Linked DNA regions of Homo sapiens: region 1 is linked to region 2. Evidence: chromatin contacts called from ENCODE Hi-C or POLR2A ChIA-PET data. All regions are on one chromosome and are shown on one strand. Each heading gives the region's core, a stretch centred on a gene start or an enhancer-like site at or near the end of the contact. The rest is flanking DNA. Distances are from core to core; before and after follow the strand shown. Region 1 holds the start of GK3 (glycerol kinase 3). Region 2 holds the start of APELA (apelin receptor early endogenous ligand).

Evidence for each region. A loop is a pair of places that touch in the nucleus more often than their neighbours do. ChIA-PET counts read pairs that join two places held with the same protein, here RNA polymerase II (POLR2A). Pooled maps may share reads with other maps.
Region 1: a map with no recorded cell type shows a loop between it and region 2 (2.8-fold over the local background). The contact joins the promoter of GK3 here to the promoter of APELA in region 2. A Hi-C loop is called at or near these places in 1 of 37 single-sample maps with no recorded cell type and 1 of 50 pooled maps. POLR2A ChIA-PET finds 5 or more read pairs at or near these places in 1 of 52 experiments (activated T-cell).

The regions. Positions count from the first base shown.
Region 1 is chr4:165,278,001-165,281,105 of GRCh38, forward strand. GK3 (glycerol kinase 3) reads right to left here and starts at 1,704. Exons shown (of 1, transcript NM_001395953.1): 1 at 1-1,704. The coding sequence starts at 1,645. All of the region lies in intron 5 of KLHL2 (kelch like family member 2), which reads left to right. RefSeq lists an enhancer at 2,087-2,588.
Region 2 is chr4:164,875,771-164,878,747 of GRCh38, forward strand. APELA (apelin receptor early endogenous ligand) reads left to right here and starts at 1,408. Exons shown (of 3, transcript NM_001297550.2): 1 at 1,408-1,637. The coding sequence starts at 1,562.

The DNA.
Region 1 (3,105 bases), core at 454-2,953, 400 kb after region 2:
TGTACCTTGCTCCGATTAACATTGCCATGCTACTCACTATAAAAAAGCCCAAGGGCAGACTACAGAAGACACTAGGGTCACCACCTTCTGGAGATTGAGTTGTAACCCAACCCATTGACTTCATCACAGCTTTCTTCCATGTAGAATAACGAATTTCACTTTCCTCAGCATTAATCTGAGGTTCAAACCGCTCCATCGTGACGGCGGACAAATCCTCAGGTTCAAGACTCCATACGTCGACTCCTTCTGCAGCCCCTGCCGCCATGGCAGCACCCAGTGCAGTGGTTTCGGGCATCAAGGGCTTCACTACTGGAATATACAGAATGTCTGCTTGTAGCTGCATAAGAATTTTGTTGCTGGTCATTCCTCCATCAACCTGCAAATGACTGAGTGGAATTCCACAGTCTCGATTCATGGCATCCAAAATCTCTCGAGTTTGGAAACAAACAGCTTCTAATGCAGCAAAAGCAATATGGCATTTATTCGTGAATTGAGTGAGTCCACAGATTATCCCTCTTGCGCTGGGCTCCCAATAAGGTGCATATAACCCCGAAAATGCTGGGACGAAGTAGCAGCCATAAGAAGTACCTACTTCTTTAGCAAGTTTTTCAATTTCTTCTGAGGTCTTTATAATTCCAAGATTGTCTCTTAGCCAGCGAATAACAGCACCAGCTATAGCTACAGAACCTTCCAAAGCGTAATATACCGGTTTGTCTCTGCCAAGTTTGTAAGCCACTGTGGTGAGAAGGCCATGATCAGAAAATACACACTTATGGCCTGTATTACATAGTAAGAAACATCCTGTTCCATACGTATTTTTGGCTTGTCCAATCTGGAAGCACATTTGTCCCACCAGTGCAGCAGACTGGTCCCCTAAACACCCAGATATTGGCACACCTTCCAAGGCCCCCGCTTTCATTAGGCCATAGATCTCAGAAGAACTCCGAACATGTGGAAGAATTTCCATTGGAATTCCAAAAAATTCACAGAGTTGTTTATCCCATTCCAAAGAATGAATGTTGAAAAGCATAGTCCTACTTGCATTTGTTACATCTGTACAGTGGACACCTCCATTGACGCCTCCTGTCAAACTCCAAATAAGCCATGAATCAATAGTCCCAAAAAGAGCTCGTTTTTCTTCAACGGCCTTTTGAACTTTTCTCACATTGTCGAGGAGCCAGCGAAGTTTCACTGCACTGAAGTAAGTGCTAAGTGGAAGGCCTGTCTTGGACTTGACAAAGTTATTATTTCCTGGAATTCTTTTACTAAGACTCTCAACGGTAGACTGTGTTCTTAGATCAAGCCACACCACAGCATTGTAGAGAGGCTCTCCAGTTATCTTGTCCCAGACTACGGTGGTTTCCCTCTGGTTGCTGACACCAATAGCTTTTATGTTGGAAATACCAATATTGAGCTGTCCAAGTTTCTCACATGTTTTCTCTATACACTCATAGACAGAATGTAGAATTTCCTTAGGGTCCTGTTCCACCCATCCTTCTCTTGGGAACTCTTGTTTTATTTCCACTTGATGATGACTAAGTAGTTCAGCTGTTCTTGAATTGAAAACCAAAAAGCGCGTGGAACTGGTGCCTTGGTCCACTGCCCCCACCAATGGCCCCAAAACTGCCTTCTTTGAGGCTGCCATGAAACCAGCTTCAGGTCCGCCCGCGTTTGCGGCCGGTTTCCTGGGTGACGGCGGCGGGAGGGGGAGGGGAGGGTGACGAGTCCAAAGAGCGAGGCCGCGCGAGTCCGCTGAACTAGCCTCACTTCTTTACTGGCTGGCTAGCAGGCTACTGCGTTCTCTCTGCAGCTCATTTTCTGTCTTGGCCTCCAGGCATACATCTGTCTTTAACACTGAGATTATCTTTCCCTGCGTATTTTGTTTCTCCTGCCATAAACGCCTTCAGAATCTATACTGTTGGCTCACGTGAGACTCCTTCATAGCTCCCTGTGACTATCATCTTCCCCCCACAAACCCATTCATCACCTTAGACTGCAGTTCCAGGGTCTGTTGGACCTTTCTGGTATTTAGAACTCTGGGGTCCCTACCTTGGTTCGGACTAGATGTGTGCCTTCTCATTCTCTTGTATTTCTTCATAAATCTGTGCTCTTTGGCCCTTGTTCTTCCAGCCAACTCTTGGCCGTTCAGCCTAGACCCAGTAGTCAGTCATTTCAAAGCTATCCTCTTTATGTGCCTGGCATTGCCCACACTGTTGTGGGTGATAGATAATAGGCTCAGTACAATTTAACCCTTGCTTATAATCTAACTTTATAGTCCAGTAACAATAAACTCACACCCTAATTAAGTATATTTGGAATATGCATTATTCTCTGTAAGACCAGTTTTTATAACAGTTTCTTCTACAGAAAATTTCTTCAATCATTTGCCCACCTTTCTGTAATTTAGGCTAGGAATCACTGCTTGGAATAAACATCGGTTAGAATAAGCTCATGATTTGAATGCCACCCTCTTGAAAGAAATTGTGTTGAGTGAGTGGTTTTAATAATCGTATTGCTAGCCTTAGCCATGGGATATGCATGCCAAAGAATAGATGCTGATTATTCAAGGGTCTATTGCAGTGTTAATTTACTGATACAGAAGATTCTTCCTTTGGAGAACTGTGAAAGCACTTGATACACAGCACTTTTTAGCTGAAGTCATGCCAACTCAAATGATGCTTCTTAAAAGAGTTAATTATTTGTATATTCATGCATTCATTATGGTCCTCTTTATTCCTTAGTAAACTACATGCAGTCTCTGCTATGCCTTGTTGACAGGAATTTTTTCTAGCTTACATGAGTTAACTGTTTTCAGGTTTCATTAAAACTGCCTTATGTTAATAGAACTTCTGGAGACATACATGGTTTTTTTCTCCTAAAGATTAATAGTGTTGAAAGTCAAAGAATCACAGAGTATTAATGTTATAGGAAATCTTAGCAGTTATCTAGTCTAACACTTTCATTTTATTAATTAGGAAAATGAAGACCAGAGATATTTCTGTTTTCCCAAAAACACTTTGTCTGTTAGGGATGAGCTGCTTGTGGATCTCAGAGACTATTGTTATTCATACTTTTGCCCTCACTATTCAAATGGGACTTTGCATT
Region 2 (2,977 bases), core at 158-2,657:
TGGGGAGGGATTTAAAAATCTGAATAAACTCTTTGCCATTCTTAAGTCACTTGTATATCATGAGTTCAAACTCTATTGTATTCCATTGATTTTATGAAGCAATGGACAGCATGGTAAAGTAGGACCCTTTAACACTATGCTTGCAGTCCCCAAACAGGTCAATATATTCTCAAGACTTCAATAAAGTGAATTTAAGAATTTTTGTATGCCATCGCCTATTATAAACTTCATGCCTAACTAGACAGGCAGGGAAATTTACAGATTGACTTATAAAATCAAGACAAATTGTGCATTAAATTCAAACCTCAGGAAGCCCCAAGGTTATGTACCAACTACCTGAGTCTAAAGAAGCCAAATACAACAAAATTCCTAATGGTTCAAAACAAATTACACATGCTTTAGAGCTAGTACTTTGGCTGTACTTGTGTTTCAAGGCATACCTATACTATTCTTTTGGCATTTTGCATTTTACCTAAAATATGTTCGATATGGATGTTATAAATGGAATTTATTATACTTACATAATAAGTATAGTCATTTCCATTTATAACAGCTGTATCTGATATATAAGGGAGCACTTGAAACAAAAAGAGATCTTGGTGCATGTGTGTAAAAGACAAGGCTAGACTGTTTTTGTGTTTTCTGAATTCACTGGGAGATGAACTAAGACTTGTTTTCTCCATCTCCAATTTCTGTGACTGTGGTATGTTAGCCTGGTATTCCACCACATATAAATTTTTAACCGAACACAGATTTCATGAGTTTGTGGCTTGCCTGAACTTCCTTTTTTAAAATCCTGGACATTTGCAGATGAAAATAATCTGTTACTTTTAAAACTGCACTTTACAAAATATTAATATAAATGTATATGTTTTGCAGATTTATTTCAAAACATTCTAAATTCCAAAAATCTTTACTGTTACAAACCCAGTGAATTAGGCAATTTGGAGAGTTCGTGTAAACAGGCACTACTTTGCAGTAAGTTTGGTAAAGATAAAGCATTTCAGCACATGTTCTGCCACAAAGCATTTGGGACTCTTATGTTAGAGCTTCAGAATTCCTTCTGAAAAAGACAAAAGAGAGACTTCCTGTCATTTCCACTGGTTTCTGCATGTGGGACCAATATGGGCAAAGTTTAAACAGATGCAAATGGTAAGGGGAGGAGGCAGTGTCACGTCTTGTTTTACGTATTTCTTCATATCCAGATTGAATTTAAGTCATTCTCTTCTTGGAGCTTTTGGAGTACACTTCCACTAAAGTTATAGCATGCTTGAATGGTTTATTTCACCAATATTTGCTTATGGAAATAAAGGGGAGTGGCCGAGGAGAAAGGAGAAGAGGAGTGGAGGAGGGGTTTGAGGCTGAGGGAGGCTCTGACCACAGCACAGAGCACCGGCAACTTTGTCTAATGTGATCATTAACCTTCCTGCAAAACACAGCTGGCAGTTCTCTGAGGTTTGTCACTAGAATGTGAAGACAGCCACACAGATATTGCACAGACTATTTACAGATCGTTTGGTTTACATTGAGAGTCATTGCTCTACTTTTGTGCGGTAGGAAAATGAGATTTCAGCAATTCCTTTTTGCATTTTTTATTTTTATTATGAGTCTTCTCCTTATCAGCGGACAGAGACCAGGTAGGCCTTTGATACATTTGTACAAGTAACTTGTTTTGCCTGTTTGCATCCCTGGGTCTCTGAGCATGATTGTGTTTATCTGAAAACCACTTAGGTGTGCTTGCAGTTAGTAGTATTGGGGATAAATGTGTAGGATTTTGAAAGTATGCTATCTATCCTGTTGGGTCTATTATTTCAATATTTTAAAAACATCTGGACTTTGAAATGATAAGTATTTTACCACTATTTTTCCTAAATGCCAAGAAAATAGATCTCTAAGCTATTGCAGATTATGTTGTCTTTACAAGTAAAATGAAACAGAAGTGTTCGTCTATTCATTATAAAGGTAAATAAATGTATAGATTTTTAGGTAAAATGCAAACTCCAAAGCAGTTTATTTAAAAAGTATGTTGCTGCCCAGAGTAGGGGCTGAATTAACATACAAAAAGCATAATGCAACAAAATGCAGATTAAATCTTAAAACAGGTCAATAGCTGTCATTTCTAATTATGTAACTAGGCATGTCACTTAAAACAAATAAGTGCAGTTTTTATTATTATGCTTATACAGCTAAAAAGCATCAAAAATATGTATGATAAAGATACATAATATTAATTTACTTGACATGTTTTCAAAGATGATATCAAGTATATTGTACTTAACCAACAGAAATTTAGTACACAAAAGTATTCTAATGTACTTTTACTTCAAAACCAAACAGCTAAGATTTCAAAGAACCAGTAAGTTTGAAAAAAAAAAGAAAGAAAAGAGAGAAAAGAAGAGAGAAAGAAAGAAAGAAAGAAACAGAAAAAAGAAAGAAAGAAAGAAAGAAAGAAATTAGAAAGTTAAAGTTTTCTGAACCACAAACCCAACTTTAAATAAAAAGGTGGTAATATTTACATCCAAATATGTTAAATTATTCACTTGATAATATACTTCTTCAGTTAGAACAGAAAACGATGCATCACTTGTTAAAAATTCAGACTTTGCTTTTTAGTGAATTAGAAGTTTGATCACTGTGAGTTTATTTCGAATGATGTCCCCTGGTCTGTGCTTTTACATAAGTAAGAAAAAAGTTCCAATTCAGCAACTCTGAGAAAGCAGCTTGATCCCTTCTCATTGTTTACAGCAGTCACTATTCAAACCATTTATACTTTTCAGAAATACACAGTAGCTTTGACAATGTTCTTACAAAATATTTGTGATTAATTTACTACATAAAATAAAAGGTCTAGGAGCATTTAGGAAAAAATCATTCAAAAGGAGGAGGATATTACTATTAAGATGTTGCTATGTTGCTCAACGATGGAGTTAAAAAAATAGGAGTAAAAGAAGATCTTGCTATTAACATTAACTGTTAG